Regions from separate parts of the Homo sapiens genome. Here region 1 is linked to region 2. Evidence: chromatin loops called from intact Hi-C (ENCODE). Cell type or tissue: ascending aorta. All regions are shown on one strand. Each heading gives the region's core, and the rest is flanking DNA. Links, peaks and the distances in the headings are about the cores only. Region 1 overlaps PACSIN2 (protein kinase C and casein kinase substrate in neurons 2). Region 2 has its middle 35 kb from the start of A4GALT.

The links. Hi-C counts contacts between places; a loop is a spot of excess contacts. Peaks named below come from ENCODE experiments on the same cell type or tissue, not always from the same donor. Only the 100,000 strongest peaks of a DNase experiment are listed, where the experiment ranks them.
Region 1: a loop joins it to region 2, with 1.8 times the contacts of the local background. A loop is called at or near these places in 2 of 110 quality-filtered maps.

The regions. Positions count from the first base shown.
Region 1 is chr22:42,924,717-42,935,859 of GRCh38, forward strand. All of the region lies in intron 1 of PACSIN2 (protein kinase C and casein kinase substrate in neurons 2), which reads right to left. Among named protein-coding and RNA genes, the nearest start is that of ARFGAP3, 73 kb to the left of the region's middle. RefSeq lists enhancers at 845-1,643, 9,301-9,817, 9,818-10,333 and a silencer at 6,091-6,170. In ascending aorta, for the core only: a CTCF peak has its summit at 6,123; DNase peaks (open chromatin) are centred at 4,765, 6,255, 8,645, 8,975 and 1 weaker place; H3K4me3 peaks cover 1,575 bases; H3K27ac peaks cover 7,846 bases.
Region 2 is chr22:42,680,504-42,691,568 of GRCh38, forward strand. No RefSeq gene overlaps it. Among named protein-coding and RNA genes, the nearest start is that of A4GALT, 35 kb to the right of the region's middle. RefSeq lists enhancers at 5,568-6,459, 6,460-7,349, 7,350-8,241. In ascending aorta, for the core only: no CTCF peak of the experiment used is centred there; DNase peaks (open chromatin) are centred at 3,298, 5,936 and 8,048; H3K4me3 peaks cover 677 bases; H3K27ac peaks cover 7,910 bases.

The DNA of each region.
Region 1 (11,143 bases), core at 1,725-9,724, 240 kb after region 2:
CCACAGGCCTGTATCAGCCCCCACCCCAGTGAGGTTTTTTTTCTTTTTTTTTTTTTTCGACACAGTGTCTAGCTCTGTCGCCCAGGCTGAAGCGCAGTGGCACGATCTCAGATCACTGCAAGCTCTGCCTCCCGGGTACACGCCATTCTCCTGCCTCAGCCTCCCAAGTAGCTGGGACTACAGGTGCCTGCCACTACGCCCAGCTAATTTTTTATATTTTTGGTAGAGACGGGGTTTCACCTGTGTTAGCCAGGATGATCTCGATCTCCTGACCTCGTGATCGGCCCAAAGTGCTGGGATCACAGGCGTGAGCCACTGCGTCCGGCCCCAGTGAGAACTTTTCTAACCCTGCCCCAGCCCCCTCAGACCCCCTCCCTGCTTTATTTTTCTCTCCCAAGCACTTACCACCTCCTAACGAGCTACATAATTTACTTAAATGTTTTATTTCTTGTCTGTCTGACCCTCTAGAAAGTCAGCTCTAGGGCCGGGGCGGTGGCTCACGTCTGTAATCCCAGCACTTTGGGCGGCCGAGGCTGGCGGATCACTTGAGGTCAGGAGTTTAAGACCAGCCTGGCCAACATGGTGAAACCCCATTTCTACTAAAAATACAAAAATTAGCTGTGTGTGGTGGCGCATGCCTGTAGTTCCAGCTACTTGGGAAGCTGAGGCAGGAGAATCACTTGAACCTGGCAGGCAGAGGTTGCAGTGAGCCAAGATCACGCCATAGCACTCCAGCCTGGGCGACAGAGCAAGACTCCGTCTTTAAAAAAAAAAAAAAAAAGTATCAGCTCTAGGAGGGCAGGGACAAATGTCAGCTGTGATCACTGCTACAGCCCCAGCATCCAGTGTCAAACACAAAGCAGTTGCTTTGTAAATTGCTGGATGAATTCAGGACAAGAAAAGTTGAAGAGCCTGGGTAATTTTGATTTATGGAGACTGAGGATTCAAAGATGGAAAATAATGAGAGCATTTATGTGAAGGTGCTATAACTCTAATGGTTAGAATTCTTTCGTAAACACTACTGCACATGTTAATCTAAACCACACATGGGTTTAGCAACCACGGTTGGGGGCTGTGTGGTTCTACCCTGCCTGTCTACCACCGGCCTCACGGGAGGCCCTCCTGCTGCCTGACAACCCAGCTGCGGCCCATGGGTCCCTGGGCCCTCTATGTCACCAGCCTTGGCTCAGCTCGGGCTATTCATGTATGTCCAGTCAGTCTCCTGGAAGAATGGGGTCTCTTGCTTGTCTCTACCACCCAGGTCACCCCCTATAAGCCAGTGGGCGCTCAGGAAGTAAGGCCCACATTAAGATAGTGCTTTGCACCATTAGCAAAGCTGGGATGTTTTTTAAGAGCTCAACTACCTGGCACAACTCATTTTGTTTCCAGTGATTTCATCTGGAAAAGTGAACATTCCTCAAAGGAAGAGATAAGAGATCAGCAAATAAAGTGACTTATATCTCTCTGGAACATGGTGTAGTACATTTGATTCAACAACGGGAAACAGCTTGCGCATTGCAAGATGCTTGGGCTTAAAGGCTGGCCCCTCCCTCAAGGGAATCACACTGAGGCCTAGAGCTCAGCAGGTCCTAGGCCCTCCAGAAGCACCCATCGGCCTGGGCAGGGTGGGGCAGAACACACTCAAAGGTGCTTCCAGAGATTAAAAAAACAGCCAGCATCTCCAGGCAGACACAACTCATTGTTGCTATAGAAACCATCACCGAAAACCAGAGGATTTCAAACCACCTCATGGCACAGAACTATCCACTGCAAACTGAAGAAAAACAGTGGGAGGAAGGGGAATCTTAGGAACTCCACGAGGACACAGAATCACTTCAAAGAAACACAGCACAGACTCTCCAATATCTCTGTTAAGAAGAAAAGAGAAAAAGAGAGGGGGGAAAACACATCTTGTTTCACTCAACATGACAGACCAAGCCCTCTTCTTCCCACAGGAAAAAAAAAAAAATCATTCTGGAGCTGAGTGCACCTGTGGTCCCAGCTCCTCAGGAGGCTGAGGTGGGAGGACTGCTTGAGCCTAGGAGTTCAAGGCTGCAGTGAGCTATGATCACGCCTGTGAATAGCCACTGCACTCCTGCCTCGGCAACATAGAGAGACCCTATCTCTTAAAAAAAAAAAAATGCTTGGAGGAGGTTAAGGAAAAACAAACAACAGAGCAACCTCAGTGCAGTTCTTCTGCTTACCACACCTGGCTGGGCTCCTCGGCAGCTCTGAAGCTCACGATTCCTGTTCAGGAGAACCTCTGGCTCTCCTCTTTCCAGCCTCCCCACACTGCCAAGCCCATGATGATTTTAAGTCCAAATGTTGGCTAGCACAGAGCTGTCAAGGCCAACAGGGGCTCCTCATGGCCAGTTCTGTCCCACCAGCCTCCGCTCTCCTCATTTAGCCCTTGCTTCTCCCATCATCTATGGACTGACTTCACTGTCCTTGCAGCCAACAAGCCATCCTGTGTTCTGCTTTCCTCAGCTGCATAAGCAGCATTTCTCCCTGTTGTCTGGGTATCTTCCAGTTACTTTTTTTTTTTTTGAGACAGAGTCTCGCTCTGTTGCCCAGACTGGAGCACAGTGGCACGATCTTAGCTAACTGCAACCTCTGCCCCCGAGTTCAAGCAACTTTCATGTCTCAGCTTCCCGAGTAGCTGGGACGACAGGTGCCCGCCACCATGCCCAGCTAATTTTTAAAAATATTTTTAGTAGAGACAGGGTTTCGCCATGTTGGCCAGGCTGGTCTCAAACTTCTGGCCTCAAGTGATCCACCCATCTTGGCCTCCCAAAGTGCTGGGATTACAGGCGTGAGCCACCACGCCTGGCCCCAGTCTTTTATTTATTTATTTATTTAGTTATTTAGTTATTTAGTTAGTTATTTTTGAGACTGAGTTTTGCTCTTCTTGCCCAAGTTGGAGTGCAATGGCGTGATCTTGGCTCACTGCAACCTCTGCCTCCCAGGTTCAAGCGATTCTCCTGCCTCAGCCTCCCGAGTAGCTGGGATTAGAAGCATGCACCACCACGTCTGGCTAATTTTGTATTTTTAGTAGAGATGGGGTTTCGCCATGTTGGTCAGGCTGGTCTCGAATTCCAGACCTCAGGTGATCCGCCTGCCTCAGCCTCCCAAAGTGCTACAATTACAGGCGTGAGCCACCGTGCCCGGCCTCAGTCATTTTTAATGGCTGTAAAACGTCATGTCATGGTCCCATACTCCACTGAGCCGAGCCCTCATGTCCAGATGTTTGGGTTTCCAGGTAGTCCTCAGGCGGAGCCCAGGTTGGGGATGTCATGGCACATGCAGCTTCCACTTCTGTCCCACTGTTTCCCTGAGGCTCTCTGGCTCACACATTCCAAAGAGAGTTGAAGAACCTCTGGATACAGTTTAAAGAGCAAGATTTCAATCTGACATCCTCAATCTACACTTAAGGGGCAAACCATAAACCCTTGAGAAAGGACGGGAACACACCCGGAGAGGCATAGGAGGAAAATGGCCCAAAGAAACACCTTGGCTAAAAAATGTCGCTGCCTCTGAAGTCCTTAAAGTGATTCACTGTCTCTTCACGTGCTGAATCTGAGAGTGCTGTAGGCGATGAAATATCACCTGCCATCTTACACATGCATCAGAAATGGACAGAAGGAGGAAAGAAAAGAAGGTGTTCACATAAAACAAGACTTCAGTTGCTGTGGAGGCAGGTGAGCCTCACATAGCTTCTAATTTCATGCATCAGAGTACAGAAATCAGGTTGGTTTTGTTTTTATTTTTAAGAAACTTCAAATACATAAGCCTCATTTGTGAAATTTTAGATGTGAAACTCCTTTAATATGTAAGTTGTCAGAGTGTTTCACTGGGCCTGATGGACTGATGCTCATTAAACTCAGTAGATGGTGTTAATGTCTGAAGACAATGAAGTACACCCCAAAATAGTGGTGGAGGCACTTGTAGGTAATCAGGCTGGTGAAGGGAATCACTGGGTATACCCTACCTGGAACACCAAATTTAAGGAAAAATACACACAAATACATATACCTCTAAACAAACAAAATCAATAAAGCTACACTGAACATAATTTCATTTTTGATAATTCTGAAGTCATTTTTTACACTTACAAAGAGCTCTCAGTGCCAAAATTTAGAAGCCTCATCCCAAATTTGCCATTAAACAGCAATGGGACATTGGGCAAGTCCCTTATCTTCTCAGCATCCAACTACTTTCACATGAAAAGAAGAGAGTGGGATTCAACAAGCTCTTAGAGTTCTCTGAGTTTAAAATGTTTTAAGACAGCCTCCTATAAGCAGGAGATTATGGAAGAATAAACGTGAATTAAAGCCGAGTAATTATAAGAGTGTGTATGTGCAGTGAGCATGGCTGCAAAGATCCTCCCTACTTCATCAGATCCAGGCCTGACGGCCGCCCTGTGCAACTATACTCACCAGGACCCCAATGTCCGGGCTTGAGCTCATTATCAGGGTCTCACTGTGAAACAAGCCACAGTCAGCATAAAGAAAGTCCATGCTTCCCAAGCACGTCCACATCACATAAATTACTTACAATGTTGGTAACACAAGGTCTCATCTATGCTACAAGTCCTGCCCACATACAGAGGCTAAAATTTAAAGGGAAAGTCAACAGCAATTAATATTTGTATCTTGCAAAACCAGTAAAAAGTGCTCTGACTCTGGGTCCCAGGACTTCTCATTGAAGATGCTGTCAATAGCTTCTGAGAACTGAAACACAGTGACAGCACTGGGCTCAGTGGATTGTGAAATGTTCAGTGGGAGTGGCGTGCCTACGAATGGCTTGATCCTGCTTCCAAAGTACAGGCAAAAGAATGAGTATCTCAGAACTCCAAAACGATCCTGTCTGGTTTCTTTCCAGGTTCTTTTGTTCACCTTTTAGAATGGATGTCATACTAATCACACAGCTGGGGACATCTTTCCAATTGTGTGACGTCTGCTCCAGAATGATGGTCTACTTCAACTCGGACAAGGCAGGAGAGTGACCCGCCACCCGGGGCTCCAAACAGAGCCCTGCCCTTTCAGGTCTTCGTACCTCCCTTCACAGTATCCTTCTCCCTCAAACAGCCTCCCAGATGAGTGTCAAGATACTAATTATTCTTTAAGATCAAGATCAGATGCCACCTCTTTCATAAAGACTTCCTTTATTCCCAAATGTCAGCTCTGCTGCCTGGCCTGCCTGCCTGTGTTCCTCTCACACAGGGCTCCTTCCAATCAACCTCAGATGGAGGGCGGTCATCCAGGCATCTGTCTCTCCCAAGAGACCTAAGATCCTTGAGGGCAGGAACCACATGGAGTTTATTTTTGTGTCCCAATCCTAGCACAAAGTTCGCCGTGTTAAATATGAATGCCATGCTTTTCTCATCGCGAACCATGAGGTGACTTGGGAACAGAGCCATGCACAAAACGAGACAGAGGAAGTCTAGGTCTCTGACAGTGTGGTGTGCCCACCAGCCATGCCACCTCTGGACTCTGCAGATGAGAGGAATAAACTTCTCTTTAAGCCACTATTATTTTGAGGGTCTCTGTGACATGCAGCCTAACTCACACACTTTCCTGCTACCTGTGCTCTCTGCCCCAATTCCACAGCCACAACATGCAGCAGCACCAGGACCTCTGGGTTTGGGCCCTGGACACACTCAGCACCTTTGTCTCAGCTCTCAGACCTTCTCTGGACCCTCCTGTCCTCGTGTCTCACGCAGAGCCTAGCACAGATGAGGCACCCACTCAATCCTGACCCAAGAAGTACATGGATACCCACGTTCACACCACATAAACAAGGGAAAAAGTTATTCAATAAACTAATTTTGAAAATGATTGTCTTTTAAATTAATCAAAATGTTTCTAAAATGCATTTGGAAGTATGAAAGTAGGTCATTTTGAAATAACAAAAGGCACGCTCATAAAAAGCAAAAATACCTCCATGGTTTTGGTTATCCAATTTCTCAATCTGGTTTGGGTCAGTGGGAAAGTTTAAGAATTAAAAAATGAAAGTTTTTGACAGTTCAAGTTCAAAAGTAAATTTATAGATGAAGAAACAGAGGCATAAGAGTGTTTAAATAACGTGCCCAAGTCACACAACTAGTAAGGGGCAGAGCTTGGATTCAAACCCAGACCAGGTGCTCCAGAGCCTCCCTGAGCCACCAGGCTGTGCTGCCTCCTGCATGAGACACAGGCAACAAAAGACACCAAGGAAAGGCAGAGGTGAGTCACGTGTGCGTGACTCTGAAGAGTGACAGGCTGGATGCTAAGGGAGGCAGCATGCCAACCCGAGTCCAACAAGAGTAGAATGTTGACAGGAATTCTTTCATTCACTCATTCATTCGCTCAGTGTTCACTGCATGCCTATTCCAGACGCCTGCCTGCTCAAACAGCTCAAGGTGTTGAGGGAGGCAGACACCTAACTCACACCTGCCTTGTTCACAGTTGTATCCCACGGCTGGGCACAGCACCTGGCTTACACGAGGCAATGATATGTGAGAAGCAGCAATGAATGAATCCCAGCCTTGCTGCAAACCAGCTGGGTAACCAGGGGCACGTTACTTAACCTTCCTGAACCTTAGTTTCCTCATCCAGAAAACAAAACTAACACTGCCTACCACTCCTTGGGATTGTTGGAGGACTGAAGTAGCTGCTTTCCACCCAGGGAAGTGAGGAAATGGCTTCCAAGCCAGCGACACCAAGGTGAACCTTGGATGGGAATGGGGCAGGTGCAGAGTGGGAGAGGCAGGAGGTGTCCGAGACAGAAGAGACCTTAGGTGATGGGAAGGTAGTGGAGGAACACAGTCAGCGTCAATGGAACCAGCCAGGGTTCAGAGGGCTCCACAAAGCCGATGGCTGCCCTGAAACAGGAACAGCGAGGAAGGAAGGAGGAACTGGTATATTTCTACACAGAAATCCCCATGTGGTTTAAACTTGATGAGTTTCTCATAATGTGTAATCTTCCAGCTGCTGGCTAGGCTGAGAACTATTTCACACACTATTAATAGTTACATTTTTTAATTTAACAGAGCCATGCAGAGATCACGTTGTTATTATTATGGTTAACAACCAGGGTATATTCACTTACACAATCCCTCTCTTCCAAAACAGCCCAGAAAATGTCACAAAACCCCCAATTGTAAGGAACACAGGTGGTATTAATAACCCTAAATTTTCAAAGCTAAAATGAAAACGTTTAATGTTTTCCCATGGAAACTCAACGTTAAAGAGAACAGAAAACCTATCCTCACTTCCAGTTTCTAGCCTCTTCAGGGCAATATTTGTAAATACTCAAATCATGTCACTTCCCTTCTCTAAACCATCACATCACTTCAACCCTAACTCCTCCGCTGTACTGCAAATCCCGTCATGACCCGGCCCCTGCCTGCCCTTCCACCCATTCCCCAACTACTCTCCCTTACCTGCTGGCCCTTCTCTGTCCCAGCACAGGATCTTCTCTCTGTTTCTTCAACATAATAAGCTCATCCCTGCCTCAGAGCCTTTGCACATGCTGTTCCCTCTGCCAGGAATGTTCTTCCCTGAGACAAGCGTATGGCCGGCTCCCCCTCACACCATTTGGGGCATCCCTTAGAGAATCTAGCCACACCTCCCACCACCACCAACTCTAGCCTGTTACCTTCTAACTCTTTTTATATTTCCTCAAAGCACATACCACTACCTCAGTTTTTACCTGTGTACAGTCTGCTTTCCCCTCTAGACAGTGAATTCCAGAAGCGTATCTCACATATGACAACAGGTCCTTTCTAACATTTGTTGAAACTGACAGCGACACACTTGGGGATCTTTACAAGTGAAATGGTGGGACAGTAAAGTGTTGACTTGATAAAAGGATATCAAATAAGACCTTTAGGATAATGTACTATTGGTATCAATTTTACTCACGAAGACCATATACTGACATATCTTGGATTACACAGGAGAGAAAAAAGATTAGTTACTCGGATTATTAACTACAAATGTTTATTGAGCTGAGAGCAAAACAATTTTTTGATGATTCTTACAAAGTCAATTCTAAAAAAAAAAAAAAGGAAAAAGCCAATTCTTCCACAATGGCCAGCTTGTAGAGCCACTAAGTCAGAAGCACTTCCCACCTGGAGCCTCCTGGGCAGCCCCCAGGACACCCCCCTGTCCACATGCCACTAGAAGTCCACACTTTCCACACTTTTATTTTGCTTTTGATCTTCAAAAAGGGGTCCTCTCTGAATCAGAGGAACCAACTGTGTTAGGAGACGAAATGTCCAATCAGTTACGCAGCACTTTAAATTCTCAAGTATCAAGAGTTGCTGTATCATTGAATCAGCATTTATATTTACAGTAGAATTTGAAAACACCTGGCAAAGCCAAGTTCCCATAATTAAGTCCAAAGCACATATTCAGAACCTAGTCTATTATTATCTTTATGTGTCAGAGGAAAACCTTGTTATCCCTGAAAAGTTGAGGTCTAAGACTTTAAGAAATTGGAAACAAACTATCTCTATGGTTCCATATACCTCCCCAACTTTCCTTAAATCCTGAACAACTCTTTAAGAAATATATATTTCTCAAAGCAATGAGATGTAGAAAGGTACCTCTCTGAATAATCCTGCATGCCTGGAGGGCGGGCAAAGCCGACTTCACCAGTGACTGCCAAGCCCAGCATTGTTTTTCTCTGGACTGCAGATTCTCAAAACAAGAGACCTGCCCAAAGTGGAAGCCTCAATTCAAGTCCAAAAATAAATGACAAAATAAATAAGAGCAACAGAACACACCCATGTTCATGTTTGAGGGGACCAAAGAACCAAGGGTGGTCTGTTAGATGTCTAGACCAAAATGTATAACACCAACTCCTCCCAAGCAAAAGCAGCAGCCTGTCCGTCCTATACTCTCAACCGTGGCGCCTAAAGGGGAAGTGGCTCCACACAGATGACATAGGTCCACCCACTCAAACCCCAACGGGGCCCTCACAGCCCCCGCACCCTGCACCGTCCTTCACAGAACCAGACCCTCTTTCTTCCCAGCATCTGCAAGTGGCAGAACAACGGACTTTTCCCATTTGGAGAAAAATGCTATTGCAGCTGGAGAAACATTCTTGGAAGTTATGAATAAGATATTCTGATTGTAAGGAATTGTAAATGTGATGCTGAAGTGTGTGAAAGTATGAACAAGCAGACGAGGAAATATTATGGCGCCATGGTAACAGAAACTATGGAAGAAACTCCAGTTCACAGAACTGTTTAAAAATAAACCGGATACTCAAATACCAGTGAAAAGCTACAATGACTCACACTGTTCTCCTCAAATACTTACAAGAACAGCCAGTTCTTTAACACACTTGTCTTCCAGGCTTTTTCCCCATTGGAGAAATGTGAGACAAAGAGAGTAAAAAGGAGCTTTGAAATTTTCTCTAATTTTACCAGCAAGTTGATCTGAATAACAACTTATATGTTTTAGAGTTGAGATGGGAGTATGGAAACGTGCAGAGAGCACTGAGGCTTTGAATAAAAACCATACTAAATTCAAAACATATAACCGAGGCCCAGAGTATGCTCAACTGTGTGCCCAAATACCAGTCAATCTGGTAAAGAGCTACAGCACAATTTCTACGGGAAACGCAAGACCTTCAAGGCACTGTGTGTGTGCAGATCGCCTTTTCCCTTCTTTTCCCTTCTTGGCTTCTGTGTACTCCCCCTCCTTTGGGCCCTGCCTCAGCTGCACATCCTCCAACTACACTTGCACACCTTTCAATGTGGCAGCTGCACACAGAACACCTCCTGGGGCCTCCCCACTCTGGCTTCCCAGCCTGCCCAGCAGCCTTGCCCCTCATGGGCTGGCCCTGATAGCCACACGTGCAGCACACTGCCACCTGAGACTGCCGCCTTGCTGGTCAACTCCCACCTACCTTGCAAGGCCCAGTTTGAGTGTCATCTCCTCCAAGAAGCCCCCCACCGTTCTAGTGACCCTTTGCCCACCACTGTCCCGTTATAGTTCCTCTATGGTGCCATTATTTGGCCCCCATTCCTCTTTCCCCAACCAAGTTGTTAACCCTGGTAGATCAGACCATACTCGAGTCACCTGCCTTCCCTAGTGCCTATCACGGTACCCACAGCTCCTCAGTGAGGGTCACTGAAAGAAAAAATGGAGCCAGGGCATGGATTTCTTTTCTTTCTTTTCTCTTTCTTTTCTTTTCTTTCTTCCTTTTTCTTTTTCTTTTTTTTTGAGACAGAGTTTCGCTTTATCGCCCAGGCTGGAGTGCAGTGGCGCAATCTCGGCTCACTGCAAGCTCCACCTCCCAGGTTCACGCCATTCTCCTGCCTCAGCCTCCTGAGTAGCTAGGACTACAGGTGCCCGCCACCGCGCCCGGCTAATTTTTTTTTTTTTTTTTTATTTTCAGTAGAGTCGGGGTTTCACTGTTTTAGCCAGGATGGTCTCGATCTCCTGACCTCATGATCTGCCCGTCTCGGCCTCCCAAAGTGCTGGGATTATAGGCGTGAGCCACCGTGCCCAGCCCAGGGCATGAATTTTTTAGGAAACCTCAGAGTCCAGCAGTGTCTGCGCCATATTCCTGATTATCGAGGACCTGCCTCCTCCCTGTTTCCCTTTCCCCTGACCTAACTCACCATTTCTCTCCTTTTCCCATGGGGCGGGGTGGGGGGAAGAAGGCTCTCCTGCACAGACTGCCCCTCTTCCACATGTGCGGAGACCTACTGTGGACATGGCTCCAGACTCATGGTCTTGTCTAGGGTCAGAGCACCAAAAAACTTGTTTCCACATAAGCTTTGCCACCAGCTGGTGAGCAGTTTCAATGAAGTAACTGTACTTAGGCAACACTTAAAATGGACTTCGTGAGGGATGATTTTTCAATCTTTTGCAACACAAATTATTCATCAAGTCCTATAATCACTGAGATTTCAATTTGGCTTGTTACCAAAATCCCAAATACTGGCTTCGAGGAAAAAGTGTTTCCACAGAGACAAGGGCAACTTGAGAACAGGTTCACGGGCCAGACACTGAAACACACTGGTCCCGAGGGAACACAGGTGGCCCCACAAGCAGCACCCTCAGACAGCATGAGACCTGGAGAGCTCAGAGAGTCCCAGGCATCCCAGGGGCTCCATGGCACCCCTGAGAGATGACCTAGCCAT
Region 2 (11,065 bases), core at 3,066-11,065:
CAGCCCCCAGCCTGGCTCAGCAGCACAGGAGAGGACTGCTGGGTGGGCTTCCTCCATGACCTAGTGGAGGATCTTCCAGGGCAGAGTAGGCCCTTATTGTCTCTGAGATACCCCTCCACCCAGAAACAGCTGGTCCAGCAGCATGGTGGTGGCATGACCTCCTGAAGGCTCAGGTACAACCCCAGTTGGGAGGAAACACGCTGAAAAGATGAGGCTCTGTCTTGTAGGATACAGTGTGTGGTGACTCAGAGACCCGCACATTCCATGACAGAACACACAGCCAGGAATCATGACTGCACTGAGTCATCACCCACAGAATTGTCATTTCCGGTTCCTGAAACTTGGAGCTCTGCTGGGGTAAAGGTCTTGGTCCCCAAGAGAGGAGTGTTTCTACCAGCAGACAACAATGGTTCCACTTAGTCAGAAGCTGAGATTGCCACCTGGCCATGTTAGGCTCCTTATCCACTGAACCAAAAACGCATGCACACACACGCAAAAGAAAATAATGCACGCACACTCACAAACGTATACGTATTTTACTCATACATACATACATTTCTTCCTTTCCTCCTCCTCACTCTTCTCCCCTCCTGTCTAACTTCCTATTGTCTTCTCCTCTCTTCCTCCTTCCCCGGATTTATTTCAGCATTGATGTTGGTGATTAAGTTTAAAATGTATTATATAAATATTTTATATATATTTAACTACTTAATTTTTTTTTTGAGACATGGTTTTGCCATGTTGCCCGGGCTGGTCTCGAACTCCTGAGCTCAAGGGATCCGCCTGCCTTGGCCTCCCAAAGTGCTAGGATTATAGGCATGAGCCACCATGCCTGGCCTATACATCTATACATTTTCTTTGCTTTTCTTTCTTTCTTTTTCTCTTTCTTTCTCTTTCTTTCTTTCTTTCTTTTCCTTCCTTCCTTCCTTCCTCCCTCCCTCCCTCCTTTTTTTTTTTTTTTTTTTCTGGAGTCTCGCTCTGTCACCCAGGCTGGAGTGCAATGACGTGATCTCTGCTCACTGCAAGCTCTGCCTCCCGGGTTCACGCCATTCTCCTGCCTCAAACTCCCAAGTAGCTGGGACTACAGGCACCTGCCACCACTCCCAGCTAATTTTTTTGTATTTTTAGTAGAGACGGGGTTTCACCGTGTTAGCCAGGATGGTCTCGATCTCCTGACCTCGTGATACAACTGCCTCGGCATCCCAAGTGCTGGGATTACAGGTGTGAGCCACCGTGCCCGGCTCTCCCTTCCTTCCTTTTCCTTCTTTCTTTCTTTTCTTTCACTTTCTTCTTTCCTTCTTCTCTCTTTTTTCTTTCTTTTCTTTTCTTCTTTTCTTTCCCTCCCTCCCTCCCTTCCTTCCCTTCCTTTTCCCTCCCTTCCTCCCTTCTCTCTCTCTCTCTTTTTATTTTTGAGATGGCGTCTTACTCTGTCACCCAGGCTGGAATTGTCAACCAGGCTGGAATGCAGTGATCTCGGCTCACTGCAACCTCCGCCTTCTGGGTTCAAGCAATTCTCATTCCTCAGCCACCTGAATGGCTGGGATTACAGGCATGCACCACCATGCCCGGCTAATTTTTGTATTTTTTGTTGAGATGGGGTTTTGCCATGTTGCCCAGGCTGGTCTCAAACTCCTGGGCTCAAGTGATCTTCCTGCCTCGGCTTCCCAAAGTGCTGAGATTACAGGCACGAGCCACATCGCGCCCAGCCTAAAATGTATTCTTTAGATTGCAGAACACACAGGTGAGGTTGTGGTTGACTTGGAAGAGTAATTAACCTTTCCCAGAGATGGACACAGTGATCCTTTGGACTTTGTGTCTCCTCTGGGGGAAGGGAGTGAAAGTATCTTTCTAGGAAGAGAAGGTCCATCACTCGAAGCAGAAGGATGACATGCTTGTTGCTGTTGATGGAGGTGCACCTGTGTTAGTGGGGCCGCCCATGCTATGGGGCTGGGCTCCCGGCCCCCTGCTTGGGTGGGAGCCTCTGCACACTGCGTGTCTCCTTTGCCATCTGGCAGCCTGTTGTGCTCTGCCAACAGGAGAGACTAGAGAGAGACTGGAAGGCTGGAGGAGAGAGGAAAGACTTATTCCTTATTTGCTCAGTGTCCTGCCAAAATCACCCTGCTGATGGCTCTTCAGTCAGCAGCAGCACACAGTTCCAAAGTTCTCTCTGTGCTCCGAGAACCAGCTGCTCAGAGGCTCTGGCACTCCCTCCTTTGAGGCCTGGGTGCTGCCTCAGGGGGGTTCCCTTCTCCAAGATCCTGAGGCTGGGCAGCCTCTCCTCCTCCTCAGAGGTGTGACTTCTTTTTCGAGCCAGAGTGTCACTCTGTCACCTAGGCTGGAGTGCAGTGGTGCTATCTCGGCTCACTGCAACCTCTGTCTCCCAGGTTCAAGCGATTCTCCTGCCTCAGCCTCCCAAGTAGCTGGGACTGCAGGCGCCTGCCACCATGCCCAGCTAATTTTTTGTATTTTTTTTTTTAAGTAAAGACGGGGTTTTACCATGTTAGCCAGGCTGATCTTGAACTCCTGGGCCCAAGTGATCCACCTGCTTCGGCCTCCCAAAATGCTGGAATTACAGCTGTGAGCCACTGTGCCCTGCCTAGAGGTGTGACTTCTAGCCCCGGGCACCCCCTCCAAGCTTCTAGGCTCTAGTAGCTCCCACCTCTTCGTCTCGCCTCCTCTGGTGTGGTAGCTGCTTCTTGGAGATGGCCTTTTCTGCTGCCTTCAGGGTTCTCTTTATGGCTTTGTCAATGCCTCTTTAGCTAACTCCCTACACATTAAATACTTTATGGTAAAATAACTCATAAGGTTCCTGTTTTCCTAACTGGACCCTGGCTGATTCATGGAGACGATGCTTCATCCATTCATTCCTTCACTCATTCATTTAGCAGTCACCTGACACTTCCTTTGTGCCAGGTCCCAGGCAGGGCGATGCTGGCAGCTCACAGATAAATCAGACACAGTTCTTATCCTGGAGGAGCTCGGTCTGATGGGGGAGATGCTTACAGGCAAAACAGAGCAGCAAGTGCAGTGCAGGGGGATTCGGGGCCGTGTCCACCGGTCAGCATGGGATCCCCGTCCAGCCCAGGGCCTCTAGACAACCCTCCCTGAGGATTCACACTCTCCATCCCTGGGAGCTGCTGTGGGCTGGGGACAGATGGGAGTTGCATCAGTGCAGCCAGGGGTGAGGGGGGCTCTCTGGGGGCTGTTGAGGCCATTCTGCTCAAACCAGCTCATGACAAGCTTATGGGATCCAGATGCCTCCGCTGGCTCCAGCGCCTGCAGAGCCCGGGCCAGGCCTCTCAGAGCAGCCAGGGAGGCCGAGCCAGGCACTGGGCATGGTTGCCAGCAGCAGGGCGAGCTAGGGGAACTTACTCCCCAGGGCTTCACTCTGCCTGGATGCCCACATTACACTCAAGTTTCTTGGCTTCTAACAGTCTGCACTTTCCCTGACAAAATGGACCTGACTGTAGCTTGCATGTGACTGTGTGGAAAGAGGGGTGGTCTTGTGGCCCTGCCTGCATTTCCCCATTAGCAAGTTGGCCCTTCTTGGTTTATCTGAGGGAGGGTGGAGCACAACATAAGCCCAGGCTTGGGTCAGACAGATCTGGACTGTGGCCCTGTCTCCTAGGAGCTGTGAACTTCGGGCAAGGCCTCCAACTTCTCAGGGCCTTGGAGTTCTCCTGGGTCACACGGGGCTCATGTCTGCCTTTCAGAGTTCTGTGCAGAAGAGGGAGAGGGAGTGCTTTGTGAAAGGTAAAATCCTGTAGCCGGTGAAAGGGGTTATTCTACAACCTGGTCTTGTCCTTGAGATGCTTGCAGCCTGCAGGGAGACAGAGGTGCTCTATGGACAGAGGACAGAAGAGGACCATAGGGCCAGGCTGGAGGTGGGAGTCATTCTGGGCTCAAGATTGAGCTGCTGCCACTGTTCTGGATGGCAGGAGCTGAAGATGCCCTAGACACAGCTGTGTGACTCTGAAAATACACTTGCCCTCTCTGGGCACTCCTCTTTGGCAAAATGACAATCATGATACCCATGTCAGAGGGCTGGGTGAGGTAGCACGTGGTGGGCACTTTCCCCTGGACCATGCCTGCCACCCAGGGACATCACATGGGCCTCCACTGCCCCTGGACTTTGGGATGTGGCCTCCTGGCATGGATGCCCTCTCGTGGCTCTGCGGGCTGCACCTGGACCATTCCTCCCAAGCCCTGACACAGGCAGCTTCCAAGGTAGCTGGGTCCAAACCCCCAATCCCAGATCCCACCCATGCGTCACAAAGGGCCTGTGGCCACATTCCAGCTCTTACCCCAAGACCCCTGAAGATCTTCATCCAATCAGGAATTCTAGGGCCAGAAACTGGGCAAAGGCTCCCCGGTTCCCTGCCCAGCTTTGCAGATGGAGAAACTGAGGCTCCAAGAAGATGTAACTTGCTCAGATCTCACAGGGAGTTTGTGGCCGGTTCTATCAGCTGCTAGAAAAACATTCTGTCCATGACACTGCAGGGCAGCCCTCCAAGGGATCTCTCAAGTGTGGTTTACACATCCTCAATTAACTCTCTCGAGTTTCTTTTTTTCTTTTTCTGAGATGGAGTTTTGCTCTTTTTGCCCAGGCTGGAGTGCAATGTCAAGATTTCGGATCACTGCAACCTCGGCCTCCTACGTTTAGGCGATTCTCCTGCCTCAGCCTCCCAAGTAGCTGGGATTACAGGCGCCCGCCACCACACCCAGCTAATTTTTTTTTTTTTTGAGGCGGTTTCTTGCTCTGTTGCCAAGGCTGGAGTGCAGTGGTGCGACCTCGGCTCACTGCAACCTCCACCTCCTGGGTTCAAGCAAGTCTCTGCCTCAGCCTCCCGAGTAGCTGGGATTACAGGCACTCGCCACGCCCGGCTAAGTTTTGTATTTTTAGTAGAGATGGGTTCTGACCATGTTGGCCAGGCTGGTTTCAAACTCCTGACCTCAGGTGATCCACCTGCCTCAGGCTCCCAAAATGCTGGGATTACAGGCGTGGGCCACTGCGCCTGGCCCTCTCTTGAATTTCTAAGGTAATTTTTGAGGTGAATTTCCCAGGGGCCCCAAGGCTCTAAATTCCAAGGCCCAGCCTGGCCCCTCCCCACTCCCTGGTCTGGAGGCCTAACTCACCCTATCAGCAGCCCCTGCTGTTGGGGGCACTGAGGGTTTTTTTTTTTTTTTTTTTTTTTTGAGATGGAGTCTCGCACTGTTTCCCAGGCTGGTGTGTGCAGTGGCGTGATCTCGGCTCACTGCAACTTCTGCCTCCTGGGTTCAAGCAATCCTTCTGCCTCGGCCTCCTGAGTAGCTGGGATTACAGGTGCCTGCCACCATGCCTGGCTAATTTCTGTATTTCTAGGAGAGATGGGGTTTTGCCATGTTGGTCAGGCTGGTCTTGAACTCCTGGCTTTAAGTGATTCACCCACCTTGGCCTCCCAAAGTGCTGAGGCTACAGGTGTGAGCCTCTGCACCTGGAGGCCCTGAGGTCTTTAGGGCAACATCAGAGGGGTGTGAGTGGCCAGGAGAAGGCCTGGGGTTTGTGCAGGTCCCTCAGCCTCTGGGGACGTGAGTTTCTCATTTATTCATCCCTCAGTAAGCAGGCATGTCCTGTCCAACCCTGGATTGGGCTGGGGCCAAGAGGGAACCCCACCCTGGGCTCCAGGAGGAGTACATGGTCTCATGGCATAGACAAATGGGGTCTCCTATACCACAGGAAAGGACAGCAAGGCCAGAGAAGAAAAAGCTCCCTCACTCCACAGAGCACAGATGGACAAAAGCCCCTGCTCCTAGGCCCAGCTGTGCCTGCAGGGTGCAGTCGGCCTGCATCTGTCCCAGATCTCCTTGAACTCTGGCCTGGCCTCTGCTCTGAGGGTATGGGCGGGGCTGGCAGAGACCTGGCAGAGCCTTCATCATCCCCTGCCAGTGCCCCCTCCCCCAGGGCCCCTGTAAGGCTCCCCTGATCCCTGCCAGCTGCCTTCTATAAATAGGTGGGTGTGGCCACTTGCCTTTGTCCCAGACCAGGGTGCCTGGCGCTGCTGACACAGGGGGCTCTGAGGGCCCCAGCTTTTGGTTCTCTTTCCTGAGGCCACGTGTCAGCAGCAGCTCCAGAACTTCTCCATGCTACCCTGCTCACTCCTTGGATGCTGCTGGCTCTGGTCCTCTCCCCATCTCCCCCAGGCCCTCCTCCAGAACCCACTCTCTGGGGGCAGGCAGCCCCTAGAATGGGTGCTCAGGTTCCATGCCCCTCATTCAGCTGCCTCACCCAGAACCAGCCCTCCTTCCTACGGCACCACTTCCCATCACCTTAAGGTCAGCTTCTCAATCTGGGTCCCCGGGAGCCACATCTCTGGGGGGCCCCTCACATTCAGTCTCAGCTGCGTGTCTCATCTGCTCATCCTCCCATCTCTCCAGCCACTTGGCCAGAAGCCAGGCTGCACCCTAAATCCCCAACATCCAGCCCTGTTCCCTGGCCCAAGTGCCTCTCCAACTGCCCTCTCCTCCACCCTCACGGCCTCTGTCTTGTTGTTCATGTCAATGTTCTTGAAGTCCACAAACTCTAAATCTAAAATCGGTGAATTTTCACCAAATTACACACCACTTAACCAGCACCAGATCAAGAAACAATAACCAGCCCGGGCGCGGTGGCTCATACCTGTAATCTTAGCACCTTGGGAGGCCAAGGCAGGTGGATCCCTTGAGGCCAGGAATTTGAGACCAGCCCAGGCAACATGGTGAAACCCCGACTCTACAAATAAAGTTAAAAATTAGCTGGGCGGGCGTGGTGGCCCATGCCTGTAGTCCCAGCTACTTCAGAGGCTGAGGGGGGAGGATCTCTTGAGCCCAGGAATTTGAGGCTGCAGAGAGCCATGATTGCACTACCGCACTCCAACCTGGGTGGTGGTGCAATGGCACCATCTCGGCTCACTGCTACCTCCACTTCCTGGGTTCAAGCGATTCTTGTGCCTCAGCCTCCCAAGTAGCTGGAATTACAGATATGCGCCACCAAGCCCAGCTGATTTTTGTATTTTTAGTATAGATGGAGTTTCACCATGTTTGCCAGGTTGGTCTTGAATTCCTGACCTCAAGTGATCCGCCCGCCTCGGCCTCCCAAAGTGCTGGGATTACAGGCGTGAGCCACCACACCTGGCCTCAGCCCAGCCTCTTAATGCAACTATGTAAATGGGCCAGGATCCAGCTGGCCAGAAATAAGAGTAGGATCCAGCTGGCCAGAAATAAGAGTAGCATCCTGGAGAACACAGAGGCAGTGAGGACAGGCACAGGCAGGGCAGAGGTAACAGCAGAAAGGCTGCAAGGCCAGAAGATGCCCGCTGCCACCACACCACCCGGCCAGGTGAGGACCCCAGCCTCTGCCCATCACAGTGCTGTGTTCTTGCACCTCTGGGCTGGGAGCAATGGGTCTAAGGCCCGGGGCAGGGCAGGGGTCCCAAAGATCCTCCGTTCCTGCCTCCTGGCCACCGACCCCTGGCCAGAGTTGTGCATCTCCTCTTTTGCAAAGAGATGGGTGGTGCCCCCTCCCAGCATGGTTGTAATGATCAAATGAGCCAGCCCAGCCCCTGGCACAGAACACATTCTCTACGACACAGAGTGGTGTTATCACACCTCCACTTTCCACACAGAGAAAGAAGCTCAGCAAGTAGGTGGCGGTGCTGGGATTTGAACCCAGACCTTCACTGTTCTGTGCACAGGGTAGGAAGGAGGCTGGCTGGGGAGCCGAGAAGGGGTCCAGTGCCTGCCTCGGGGGGCAGCTACCACTCTTCACCTCCCTGCGCCAACAGCCACAGACCAGAGTCTAATGTCCCCTTCCGAGCCCCCACAGCTACCGGAGGAGTCTGGCTCCTGCCCTCTGCCTTGGGGGATTCCAGAGGGACCTTGCACTTTGTCCTGCCCCTGCCTAACAGAGCCGGCTGTCGCCTGAGGCCCTGGTTTCCTCAGGCTGCCCCCGCCTCAGGAGCAGGAGCTGGAACAGTTGTTGGGCAACGGAGTTCTGGGAAAGGAGGAGGGAGGGGCGCTCGCTCTGGTGGAAACCTGCCCTGGGGAAATGTAATCAGATCCTCAGAGCAGCGGTTTGTTCCTGGCTTGTTTCTAGTGGGTGTGTTCACAGACGTTTTTGGCCAGGACTGAGAAAGACGTGGACCTATCCTTTACTGGGGGAGCACTGCGTGGCCTGGGGCCGGTGTCCAGTCGGTTATTTAAGAATCTTCCCAGCTGGCCAGGCATAGGCAAGCAGGGAGTCGTTTTCCCAGCAGCTCTAGGGGAAGGAAAATAATTCCCCCTTGCTGGTGTATCAATATTCAACTTCTTGTTTAAATATTAAATTGTAATGTCCTCTGAGTGCCCAACAGAGATCGGGGATGAGTGAGCCCCCGTGTTCCTGGAAGTCTGGTTTCATGGTTCACTTGTTCCTAAATCTCTGCTTGTTCTAACTTGGACTAGCCCAGTGCAAGGCGTGCTCGGAATTCTGCTGTGAGGTTGGGGGTCAGGGTGGGACCAGGCTTCAGGCCCTGGACTCAGGTGTGATCTGTGCTGCGGTGGGGTTGGGGGAGGAGGAGCATCCCCTTCCAGGGTGGGTGTGGCGGCAGCAGCAGCAGCAGCAGCAGGAAACCAAGGGGAGGTGAGACGTGAGACATTCCTCCCAGCTTTAGTCCACTGCCAAAAATCAGAACCCAGCCCCGGTCCCCACCAACTTCCAAGGAGAGAAACGAGACCAGGCCAGGCACGGTGGCTCATGCCTGTAATCCCAGCACTTTGGGAGGCCAAGGTGGGCAGATCACCTGAGGTCAGGAGTTCGAGACCAGCCTGGCCAACACAGTGAAATCCTGTCTCTACTAAAAATACAAAAATTAGGCCAGGCACGGTGGCTCATGCCTATAATCCCAGAACTTTGGGAGGCCGAGGCGGGCTGATCACCTGAGGTTGGGAGTTTGAGACCAGCCTGACTGACCAACATGGAGAAACTCTGTCTCTACTAAAAATACAAAATTAGCTGGGTGTAGTGACGCACACCTGTAATCCCAGCTACTCGGGAGGCTGAGGCAGGAGAATTGCTTGATCCCGGGAGGTGGAGGTTGCGGTGAGCCGAGATCGCGCCATTGCATTCCAGCCTGGGCAACAACAGTCAAACTCTGTCTCAAAAAAAAAAAAAGAAGATTGTTTCTGTCTCACATTACAGTCCCAAGGTGAGTGCTCCAAGGCCACTGGGGCCACTCTGCCACCCCCAAAATGTGCCCTGCAAAGCACTCCAGCTGCTGCCATGCTCCAGCCAGTGGGAAGCGGGTTAGAGTGCCCAAAGCAAATGTCTTTAAGATCATCCATGAGTTGCCCGCATCACTCCTGTTCACATCCCATTGGCCTGGACTTAGTCACATGGCCACAGCCAGCTGCCAAGGGGAGGTGCTATGTCTGCCTAGAACTCGCTGTGTTCTTTTTCTAAGGACCACAAGAAGAATGGACACTTGAGGATGGTAAATAGCATCTAACACACGAGACAAGGAGTCGGGATAGGGCGCTTTCAGGGTTGGTTAATTCAGCAGCTCGCTGAGGTCTTCATGTCTTCAAGGATGCAGTATGGTGACATTTGATCTCAGACTTGTCCCCTCACGGCCTCAAGATGGCTGCCATTGCTTGGAGCATTACACCCTTTTGCCAAATGCAGAAATGTTGCTTTCTTGTCTATGAACATTTTCTCAGAGCCCTCTTTTCCAGCTGACTTGCCCTCTCATTGGCCAGAATAGCATTATATGCCCATTTCCACTCAAATTACTAGGAAGGGACTGGAATGACTAGGACTGGCTTAGACCAAAAGAGATTCACCCCCAGGCCTAGGGAGGGCCCACTTCCTCTACAGCCCTAAGCTACCTGAGGGTTGAACAAACTTGGGGTTTCCTTAGCAAGAAAGAAGCGGGAGGAGAATGGCCGTGGATAAGGAGTCAACAGCATCCTCCCTGGGAACTGGCACTTCCTACCCACCTCTCTGCCCTAAGCAGACATTTATGCACATAATTTCATAATTTCCTTTTTTTTTTTTGAGATGAAATCTCAGTCTGTCACCCAGGCTGGAGCGCAGTGGTGCGATCTTGGCTCACTGCAAACTCCGCCTCCCGGGTTCAAGCAATTCTGCCTCTGCCTCCCGAGTAGCTGGGACTATAGGCGCCCCAAGTCATGCACAGCTAGTTTTTGTATTTTTAGTAGAGATGGAGTTTCACCATATTGGCCAGGCTGGTCTTGAACTCCTGACCTTATGATCTGCCTGCCTCAGCCTCCCGAAGTGCTGAGATTACAGGCATGAGCCACCGTGCCCGGCCTTTTTTTTTTTTTTTTTTGAGACGGAGTCTCGCTTTTGTCAGCCAGGCTGGAGCACAGTGGTGCGATCTCGGCTCACCACAACCCCTGCTTCCCAGGTTCAAACAATTCTCCTGCCTCAGCCTCCCGAGTAGCTGGGATTACAGGTGCCCACCACCACACCTGGCTAATTTTTGTATTTTTAGTAGAGACGGGGTTTCACCATGTTGGCCAGGCTGGTCTTGAACTCCTGACCTCATGCTGGCACCGAGTAGGCACTCACTGTATGATGGTCAAATGACTAAACAATGCTGGACTCTAAAAGGTCATCTCACTTGTTCACATACATATATAGTTAGGATATGATTTGTATTATTTAAGTAAAACCTGCTCATTTGAAATGCTGCTGTGGCTGGAGAAATCACTGACTTAACAATCCTTTGTATTCATCAAAAACAAAACCTGGGCCAGGTGCAGTGGCTTACCTGAGGTCAGAATCGCTTGAACCCGGGAGACAGAGGTTGCAGTGAGCCGAGATGGGGCCACTGTACTACAGCTTGGGTGACAGAGCGAGACTCTGTCTCAAAAAAAGAAAGAAAGAAACCCAAGAAAACGACACATAACCTGCTCTTGAATACTCCTAAGAGCCAGGGAGCTCACCTCCTTCCCACGCTGCTCAAGACGGTCTGTGGGCAGAAAACGGAGGCCAATGAATGCCTCCCCCTTCAGCTGCCAAAAAGCAGCCTGCTGGGCCCCAGTGTTC